Linked DNA regions of Homo sapiens: region 1 is linked to region 2. The links are chromatin contacts, found by Hi-C or POLR2A ChIA-PET in ENCODE. All regions are on one chromosome and are shown on one strand. The core of a region is the stretch at or near the end of the contact, and the rest is flanking DNA. Distances in the headings are between cores, read along the strand shown.

The links. A loop is a pair of places that touch in the nucleus more often than their neighbours do. ChIA-PET counts read pairs that join two places held with the same protein, here RNA polymerase II (POLR2A). Pooled maps may share reads with other maps.
Region 1: a map of chondrocyte shows a loop between it and region 2 (7-fold over the local background). The contact joins two enhancer-like sites. A Hi-C loop is called at or near these places in 1 of 168 maps with a recorded cell type or tissue (chondrocyte) and 5 of 50 pooled maps. POLR2A ChIA-PET finds 5 or more read pairs at or near these places in 2 of 52 experiments (AG04450 and BJ).

Annotation. Positions count from the first base shown.
Region 1 is chr12:59,039,364-59,044,932 of GRCh38, forward strand. The region is part of intron 2 of LRIG3-DT (LRIG3 divergent transcript); the gene reads left to right. Among named protein-coding and RNA genes, the nearest start is that of LRIG3-DT, 120 kb to the left of the region's middle. Within about 2 kb of position 1,313, at least 6 of the 41 ENCODE cell types and tissues checked have a DNase peak (open chromatin) inside an H3K27ac peak, as active enhancers do.
Region 2 is chr12:58,526,368-58,531,838 of GRCh38, forward strand. No RefSeq gene overlaps it. Among named protein-coding and RNA genes, the nearest start is that of LINC02388, 250 kb to the right of the region's middle. Within about 2 kb of position 3,189, at least 4 of the 41 ENCODE cell types and tissues checked have a DNase peak (open chromatin) inside an H3K27ac peak, as active enhancers do.

The sequences.
Region 1 (5,569 bases), core at 63-2,562, 510 kb after region 2:
ATATTGGTCCAAATGAAGCCCTCCTCTTTCTTCTCTCTGTTCTTTGCCAATGCAGGGGCATTTGATAGCTCTGAGAAACCTACTTTGAAAGCCTACTAGTTATCTAGCAGACTGATTTTCCTGTTTTTTAGTTCTTTATTTGTAACCTGTCACCATCTAGAATGGGGAACTCCAACATGAAGGCTGGCCTCTGGTTTACTTGCTGAGGAGACTAGAATCTGGCCCACAAATTCAGATCCTTCGCTGGCTTACTATTCCCTGTGAACTAAGTTCCTAGATAGCAGTGTCCACCATGCTGATCACTTATATCCCCAGCATTAAGCACAATGTCTATAACACAGTAGATGCTCAATATATGTATTTGTTGAAAGAGTTAATGATAACCTCCAGGGCTCTTGTTTGCCAAACATCTCCTGCTCTGGGTCCTTTGTCATCGGCCATACCCAGCCACTGGGAGACCACTATTCCACTAGGCAAACATTGCATCCTGCACATGCACGCAGACCATCTCTGAACTTTGTATGCTGTATCTGGTGCATCTGGCTGTGCTTTCTGAGCCGATTTCTATAGTCAGTGCTCTCAGTACTGGTTCCCTCTAATGTTCTGGGTTCAAATCACAGGCTACCTATCTCTTTGTTCCCCAAGCCCAAAGTGGTTCATTAACATCTCTTGTCTGTGATACTCTTTTTGATACTGAACATCTCTTAGCACCCAACTGGCCCACCAATGCTGGCTGAATGGAATTAAATTTAAATTTGCATGGCTGCGTGCTCCTCTCCCTGTGTTCTCAGGGACGGTGCTCAGAGGCCCTCTGATGAGATGGGAGAAGAACCTGTCATGGGCTAGGTTCAGGCCTCTGCATGCTGCTTGTGCAATCTTACAGATTCTTCATAAGCTTTGGGATAGGCCAGTTCAACAGGAACCCATGTCCTTAATAGGAAGTTATGAATTTTAACTAAGGTTAAGATTAAATTAATAATACATTAAACCAGATCTGCTTCCTAATTATCATTCTAGGTTGAAGCAAGTTTTTAGAAGTGAGGCAAAGTCAATGATTTCATTCAGATTTTGGATAGCCAGAATTCCAGGAGACCCAGACTCTTCCCTCCCACCTCCCTTCCAAGTCACTCCCTGCTGAAATAAGCCATGGCGGGAAAAGTTGTATTGTCTGTTTTGATATAATTTTTAGATCTCTTCTTCCTAAGTTCATTAAAGCTTTTTTTCCCCCTCCTGTAACAGTACGTTGTTAGCCTTGGGGTTCTGGCCAAGTTCCAATTTGAGCAATTAATTTTATTTCAGTGCTCAGCCCTCCCTGAAGTTTCAGACAGGAAAGGTGCGTTCTTTGTCTTCCTCAGCAAGTCACTCCTGATGGTGAAGCAGCTGTTGCTGCCTTCCCAGAGGAGAGAAGGTTGAGAATTGGTGAGAAAGCTTCCTGGCTCTTTGAGGGAGCTGCTTGCAGAGTGATCTGGGACAAAAGGCATCCTTGGGAATGTGAGGCTTTTTTTCTTTTTTTTTTTTTTTTTAACTACAGCAGTCTCCAAGCCATCCATCACTCCTCTTTTGAACCACTGGCTTAGCACAGAACAAAATGGGAAGTGATTGTGTTTTCTTGAAGAGCTGTTTCTGAATGTGATGGCTTCCTTTGAAGCCCAGTCAAAGGGATGTTTTTATTTTGTTTTTGTTTTCCTGAAATCCCACCAGTTTCCCTCACCTCCTACAAGACCTCACACCACAGCCTACCATCATGCCTGATACCTAAGTAGCTGCCTTCACAGCTAACAAAAGACAAAGAAAACACAGATGCAGATTATTCTAAAGGAGTAAGTTAAAGAAATGAAAGGGGCTTCCTTTTTAAGTTCAAATAGCAAAAGCAACTAATATACTTTGGAAAGCACACGCGATAACACAACACCCAAATTCACTTGGAGAGGTTCCCTGTGACATGCTCTAACAAGTCAGAAATTCAGTAAGTGTAGTTATATCCTGCAAGTGATTTTGAAAAGGTGTAGAGAATAACCCTTTCTAGATGCATACTCTATGTTTTACTTGGCCCAGACAACAGTGTTTGATGGAATGATAATTGGATGTTGATGAAAAACATCAATCATCATTGCATTGTGACTTGAGTTATATTTGTTTAATGTTAAACTTTCAGTTGTGAAATAAACCATTCCGGCTGGGGAACAGATGATTTTGTTTCTAAAACTTCATTCTTTCACTTATTAGGCAAGAGTGAGTCATTCCTTATAACAACTGGGCTTATTGAAAATTCCAGAATTACTCACACAGGTTTGAAGCATTTTTCATGTAAAGAAAACATCCTTTTTTTTTTTTGGTTGCTGACTGTAACTATCCTTTCTAAAGCTCATGGTTCTGGTACAGCCCTATTGCTAATACTGTTATTGTCCAGGCATGCTTTATGTATATTTGTATTCTTCCAAAACAGGTCATCTATACTGTTCTGGGATCAACTACCTTTGTATTCATTTCTTAGTGGCCAATGTCAGCCTCACAAACATACATCTCTACATGCAAACAACTGGTTGCACTCAGCTCCCTCCCAGGTTTAGCCACAATGTAGGAGAAACACTATCTCCTCACCATTTCATTCTTTCCCTTCCTGAGTCATTCCCTGTGGGGAAGCACCAACAAATCCTCACTCTTGTTTTCACCAATTACAAGTCAGTTAACGTTTTATCCCATAGATCACTCTCACATATAAACACTCTGCCTTTGTCAGTTGGTTCTGGATTCCCTACCATGTCCTTACTCCTTTTCCACCATCCAGGGAAATCATTATCTCCATCATTCTATTCACTGCATCATCAGGGATCTTATCTCAGCCTGAAAGTATAAATCTGTTCTTAAATATCTCCCTCACCAGACTGTAAGCAACAAGAGTGAAGTGTTCCCATCTTCATTTGCTCACTGCATAATTTTTTTTCCCTTTTTCCAGTGCCCAGCCTGGAAAATGATAATATTTATTAGATAAAAAAACCACTAGAAAAGCTTCAGGGACTTTTAACTTTCATTACGAAATATACCTTTCTTTCAAGCACCAATAATCAAGATGTTTAAGTTGCATGTAGGAACACAACTTTAATTCCTCATTTATTTAATTTTTTATTTCCTATGTTGCATTAATTAGACATGTGGCAACAATATGATTTCTTTTATTTTTTTTTCATTGAGATAGACATATTTCTGTTACATAGTGTGGCTGTCTTGGTTTTTGTGAACTACTTGGAATGTAACTACAGTCTCTAACATCATTTTAGTGTTGAAAGGAGACTTATTGAGTCGGGCATCATGCTAAGTACTTTTGCACATTTTAATCTATTTCATCCTCACAATAGCTATGTAAGGTTAATATTTTTTATGATCATTTTACAGAAAAAGAAATTGAGGATTGGAGCGGTCAAGTGGCTTGCCAAGGTCACACAGCTAGTTAATAAAGTTGTCAGGAAGATCTGCATGACTTTAAAGCCCATGCTTTCCCTGTTATATGACCTGAATTTTAAATACATGTTTTGAGAACAAGCAAAAAAGACATCCTAATTAAGTTCATTTTGGATTAGTGGGATCAACCTTCTAATGAAGCAAACAATAAAAGCTGCACAGCTCGGTCAACAGTTGAACTAAAACTTTTGTTCACCAGATTGACCATTAGTTTGCACTGACCAAATTAAATATAATGTAGTGTGGAAGTATTAATAGCTACAGCCATGTTTAACCAAAAATATGACAGTCTATTATAAGTTTGTCAATTGAAACCAAAAATGTAAACTTTATGATGTCGAAGGTCAAAGGCTGGGGCTAAGGGTGTCAGATGTCTGAGAGAGTCTCTAGAACCACAGAGAACAGAGTCCCTGTTTAATATTAATATTATCCAGTAATGACCCTAAGTATTAGACAATGGGAAATGTGTCGAAAAATATGGAAGTCACATGAAGGCAATTTAGCTACTCCAACTAAATTGAATCATTTCTGCAGAGTGGTAATTTTGATGGAATACCAATCATACAATGGGTCTCATCCCACAATACGTTAAAAGTGCTGCCTGACAGTTTTCAAATAGAAAGTTAAGTACCATTCTGCTCCTGAATGCAGTCTAAATTTTAATACCTTAAAAAGCAAAAAGCAAAAATACAGGTGTGGTAAGCAAGAATACTTTTTGTGGGGGTGGGACTGCATGACACAAGATGTTTAATAATTAAGTTGATTGGATTTTGCAACTTCCCATAAGGTATTTTGGCACTGTGCACTAATCATTACACACAGAATGTATTTGTTTAGAGAAAACAGCTCACAGATTCATTTCTTTATTTAGGTATGTACCGAGAAACATTTTGAATGGTCAAACTAAGACTTTATTTACATAGTTATATAATTTTCTTTCATCTTGGGATTTCAAAGAGCTTTGTGATGTTGCGTTTCGAGTTGATTAAGCCTCACAGCTTCACTAAACACTGTATTATAATATTACAGATGAACAGAAGAGGCAGAATTTCAGTTTCTTGGGTGGATTTTCTTTATGTTTGAAATTAGCTAATGAAGAATGCATGATGCTACATATAAAGATTTTCGTTTTTTTTTCTAAGATACAGTTTTTGCTTTGGGATAATTTTAGATTTAGAAAATGTTGCAAAAATAGTACATAGTTTTAATACATTTTACCCAGTTTCTCCTAATGTTAACACCTTATAGAATTGTGCATAATTCCTCATTTATTTAATTTTTTGGGTGCATTACTACTAAATGGGTACATTACTACTAAATATGCTACTGACTTTATTTGGATTTCACCAGTTTTTCCATTAATGTCTTTTTTGTGTTCTGGGATCCAACCCAGGATTTCACCTTGCATTTAGTCCTCACATCTTCTCAGTCACCTTGGGTCTGTGACAGTGTCTGAGACTTTCTTTATTTTCATGATCTTGGTAGTTTTGAAGAATACTGGTCAGATATTTAGAAGAATGCCCCCCAATTTGGGTTTGTCTCATGTTTTTCTCATGGTCAGATTGGGGTCATGGAGTTTTATGAAGTACTGTGACCTACCACCACTGGCGACGTTAACCTTGATTGCTTGTTTCATGTAGTGTTTTTCAGGTCTTTTCACTGTAAAGTTTTTCTCCTTTCCCCACTGTATACTTTGTAAGAGGGTCACTAAGTCCTAAATGCAGCCCAGACTCAAGACAGGAGAGATGATTAAACCGGCATAGGGAGTATCTACATATCTTAATCGGAATCCTTTCATAAAAGACATTTGTCCCTTCCTTTTTTATTTTACTAATTTATATCAGGATAGACTCATTTATATTTATTTTATATTTTGGGTTATAATCTAATACCACATTTTTATTTTATTGCTCAAATTGTTGTATATTTGACTATTGGAAGCTCTTTCAAAATGGCTTCTATGTAAAAGCTTGTTTTTGAAGTATTTATTCTTTTAAAAAGTCTACTCCAGTTTATTGTTATGCACGCATACATTCCACCAATATTCGGGGGAGGGGCAGGGTTTACAATGCCAAAAGTAATGTGCCAAGAAAATATCAACCTATATTTA
Region 2 (5,471 bases), core at 1,939-4,438:
TATAGACAAATAAACTAACATTTTATCCGGTTTCACTGAGTACTCTGGTTGGCAATAGGAGAGGGGGCATGCAGAGAGATAAGGGCAAGTTGTTGTTTGCAATAATTTATAATCTACATATGAATTTGAAGTGTTGATAATTTATGCTTATGAAAAAATTGATAGAACTTTGTTTACAAAATTCTAAAATTCTGCTTTGGGTTAATTCCAGATCAAATATTTTCTGTTCATCTTCATTACTTCTCAGGCTATAATTGCATCTCATCATTAGATGTTTTTTGTTCCTATGCTTATATTTGCACATCTATTCATTCATTCTACAAATATTTAATAGGCACCTACTATTTGTGGGTCATTATAGCTTTTAGGCACACAGCAAAAGACAAAGTCCTTGCCCTCAAAACCCTTGTGTTTCAGTAAGAGAGAGGCAGTAGACAAACAAACATAATATAAGCAATAAGTGCTGCAAGAAAAAATAAAGTGGGTTAAAGTGATAAAGGGCCAGGGAGATTATCTCTGAGAAGGTGACATTTGAGTAGACATGACTAAAGTAGAAATTAGTCATGAAGGAATCCAACAAATGGCATTCTAGGCAGATGGAGAGGCAAGCACAAAGGACTTGGGCAGGAATGAACTTAATGGAACAGATAGAAGGCCTGTGTGGTGAGAGCTGAGTTACATTCACTAACTTACATGTGTATAACTTTTTAGTTTATGTAATCTTTTCACACCCATTATATTATTTGCACTTCACAAGATAGTTATTATTGCATCCATTTTACAGATGAGGAAACTGAAGCTCAAACTTAACCAATGACTTTTCCAAAGAGATGGAACTTGGCTTTGAATCCTAATCTCCAGACTCCACATCAAGTACTTTTCCCTTACTTCAGAAAGTGCTATTTTAAATGCTTTTATGGCTCTGGGCTGCCTTTAGAATACTAGAAATCCTGTAGGATCACTTGCATGGGAAAGAGGGCAGAGAAGGATCAGTAGCCATGATGATCTGTCATGCCTGAATCATAGATGAGATTTGGGGACTGGGTATAGGTCTCTGCCTCCTTACCAGAGTTTCCCTGGGCAGTGGGATAATCTCTAGGACAGTATCCTGTCAGAGGAAGAAGCTTCCAAAGGACTAGGACAGATCGTCCAAGTAGGGTTAGGCACTCTCATTGGCACTCTGTGTGCATCCAGCCTGGAAAGGAAGCTCAGTGAAAACATATTAACTGGGATGCAGACAGACCCTGATGCCCACATGTTGCTCAGAGGACTTTAGCACAGAGTGAGTTCTTAGAAATAAATAGATTTGTACTCCCTCCCCACTTCTTTGTTAATTAATAAAGCCAAAAATGTAGGTGATATGGTATAGATAGAAGCAGACCTGGCATGTGATTGGGTTCATTTCTTCATGAAGCATTTATTGAGCACCTAGCATCCTTTCATCAAGGAAGGTTGGGATCTAGAGGAAAACCAAACATATTAACAAATAATTATCACATAGTAAAACTGTCATGGAAGAGGCATCTATGGAACACTACAGAAGAAAAACAAAGAAGAAATTTGCCACCCACCCACCTCTTCTGTGGTGTCTTGTTGAGAGAGTCTTCCACCCCTATTTCTGGTGAAGAAAGTACCCATTTGATGGAAATTTTCTCTCTTGGCCTTTCTCAGTGACCTACTGGAAGTTGAATAATTTCTGGAGTCTTTTGGACAGCCATTGATGTGTCATAAAAATGGCAAAAGCAAATTCATGGAATTGGGACTTACTGTGATAAAACACAGAAATGAGGTATAGGTGGATAGTTAAAAGTTTCCACTTTGGGTAATATTTAGGTATAAAATAGACACATATCTGTGCAGAGTGGTTGGGAAGCTGAGGGCTGGGCAGATAATTTTGAGATGTTTATTTTAGCTGTATGATTTGTTTTATTGTCTGGTAAGTGGTTACTTCAGAAACACTGTACAGATTGTATTTCCTAAAGTCACACAGTTGAGAATCTATTAAGCTTGAGCAAAACTTGATGCTTATTAAATAAACATTCTAAACATTCTCTTCAATTTTGCATGATTCTTTCTAAATAACTTTCCCTACCATGGGACTGTCATACCTAACACCTCAGAGAGTGGAAATTCCAGCACTGTTGCTGTTTGTGGTCTAAATGCAGATGCACACACTGAAGCTCCTTGAAAGCTTGTCTTCCTGCTGTATATCCTTTCAGCTTCTCTCATATTTCACCTTCCCTTTCCTCTTCCAGCTTGACCCTCCGTGGGGCCATCTGTGTGACTCCTTGGAATCTCCTGTGATAAGATGTGGGTTCTCTGTCAACAGCCTTTGGACCTGGTCTAGAACTTCTAAGCCAGGAGCTGCCCCCACAGTGAGAGGTGGACAGTCCAGCCAGATTCTTTTCACCCCTATCAGGTCAGACAGTTTCAAATCTTGCTGTAACACCAAATTCACCCATGGGAACCTATAAAACAAAGGGAAATGAGGAAGGTAACTTTTATTATAAGACTGTTTGGAGTCTGCAGAAATAGAATGAAGACTACAGTGGAACAGAGATCTCACAGTAACTGAGCAGGCTTTCCTGACTCTGTCCTAACAACTGGCCACTATTTTGAGGTGAAAAATGGTCTCGAGCAGAGAGATGTCTCAGATGACTATGTATATAGTTGATTCCCATTATTTGAGAAATTGGTATTTGTAAGTTTTCCTACTTGCTAAAATTTATTCATAACCCCAAGATCAACACTATTAGTGCTTTCATGGCCATTCAAGGACATGTGCAGAGCAGGAAGAATTTGAGTCATCTGAAGCACATGTTCCCAGCTGAGGTCAAGCAAGGCAATGCTCTGTCTTCTTGTTTATCTTTTATATTGTAAACAAGAGTCCTTTTCTCAGTCTATTGAGTGCCATTTTTTCACATTTGTGCTTACTTGTCGGTGATTTCAGTGTTTAAAATTGTCCCCAAGTGTAGTGCAGAAGTGTTGTCTATTGTTCCTCAGTGGAAGAAGACTGTAATGTGCCTTACAGAGAAAATACATGTGTTAAATAAATTTCATTCAGGCATGAGTCATGGTGCTGGTGGCTGAGTTCAATGTTAATGAGTCAACACTATATATTAAATAAGATGTATTTAAACAGAGACACATGAAACAAGGTTCACAAAAGTGTGACTAGAGGCTTGCAGGAACCTAACACTGTACTTCCCCTAGGAGCAATGGTTTAGTATTTGCTTATTCAGCATTTGTGGTGACTTTATAGAAAACAACAAGAATGAATAATGAGAACTGAGTTGTTTTTTTTGTTTTGTTTTTTAAAAGCAGTCATTTGTAAATCTATTCATATCACATTAAGCACAGTCTGGAAAGAAAATGGTGGTATTTATACAATCTCTAATGAATACAATAAACAAATGTAATTCTTCATAAGACAAAATAATTGTTTACAACTAATTAAAGCCTACTTACCTTCATCGAGATTTAATTTCTCTGTTTGCAAACAATATTAAATTTCAAGGCAAAGAAACAAAGGAAGGCCACCTCTTAATCCACCCCTGCATTTGTGGAGAACAAGGCTATTCCATTTACCATAGAGCTTTGTGAAACATTCATAATTCATAGAAGGGGCCATCTGAAAGCATTTCCCAGAATTGTCACAAAATTCTGCCAGCTCCTGCAGTGATGAAAACGTACAGTCTTGTGAATATGATTAAGGTGCATTGGAATCTAAGGAAACCATCCAATAGCCACTTTGCTCTCTTCACGCTCTTGGAATGTAGTCTCTGGAAGAAAGTCAGTTCTGACAGATGATTTCATGGTGTTTTACTCAGTGTGGGATGTACTTTAGAAGCAGTATATCAAAACCTTGACCTTTATTTCATTTTTTTCTTTATTGTTGATTTAGAAGATTAAAGGCATTCCAAAATCTTTTTCTAAATGTCTTCTCATATATGCAACAAAAAGGATTCAGAAAGGATTTGACACACAATGTAGAAGCATAAATCAGCCAAGGGGAGGATATTTGCAAATTGCTCTCCCCGTTATAATTTCATCTCATTAGGGAAGAAGGGACAGGTGGGTGTGCTAGCAGTTACAGATCAGGAATTGCATTTTCTTTCTAGATTGGTGAGGGATCGTATGGTATGAAACCCCCTTCTGAGAAAGCTATGCAGGTTTTTTATTACACATAAAAATCCTCCTCTGGTGGATTTTTGCAGTTTACAGAAAATGTGTAAACCGAAATTAGAAACTGCTTAGCTTTTACATTTTACTGACTTCTTGGGTTTAGTGTAAAAAAAGAAAGTGAAGGGATTCATGGTACAATTTTTATTTCCTTGATGGATTAAGATGAACATACGGTCTAAAGTAAATTTGTAAAATATATGTATTTAGTCACTGATGTCTAGAATATTTGATAGACCAAGGATGAAGGCATGTGGTCTAGGAGCTGTAAGACCTAATGAGTAATATTTGTGGTCACATTTGTATAACTCTATTGCTAACAAAGCCTGCTTTCTAAATACAGATGTCTTATGTTCAACTCTGAGGTTTTCTGACAATGAACAGGGTAAGTATAATAATCTCAGAATATGCAAGAATATGACAATGAGTATGTGCAGTCATTTAATATTATCGTTTCATCATTTTAATAGCCCTGTGGAGATATCAGTAAACAAGTATTTATTCAGTGCCGCCTTTAAACAATTTTATTTTTTTTATTGTGACAAAACATGCATAACATTTTAACCATTTTAAAGTGTACAGTTCTATGGCATTAAGAGCACTCAAAATGTTGTGCAACCTTCACCATTATCCAGTTCTAGAACTGTTTCATCTTTCCAAATGGAAACTCAGAACCCATTAAACAATAACTCCCCATTTCCCTCTCCTCCAAGACCCTAGTAACCTTTATGCTGCTTTCTGTCTCTATGACTTTGCCCACTCTGGATACCTCATATTAGTGGAATCATACAATATTTATCTCTTTGTAACTGGCTTATTTCACTTGGCATGATGTTTCCAAGGTATATCCGTGTTGTAGCCTGTATCAGAACTTCATTCCTTGTTAAAGCTGAATGAACAATTAAATTTTCCAGGATCCACTAGTGTTTCAGACACTATTCTAGACCTGAGTTTCTTACTGGGAAATCTTTCTGTTTATATTTTTCCCCATGGTGTCCACACTCTGGGAACATGATCACTTTATCCTGACTCCTGGCTTCTAGACAGGACAATGTCTTTTTCTTTCTCAGGTCCAAATTCAAATGACTACTCTTTGAATAAGACTATAAATATGTAATTATCAATAATCTATACTAATCACTACAAAGTAGCATACCCAACAATGCTGTGAAATGCAATCATAGTGATGTCTTTAAACCAGTGCTTCCAAGGGGCATGTTTAATGGCATGGCAAAGGAAGTGCCACGGTACTGCATGCAGGAGACAGCTACTTTCAATTTATACCATCA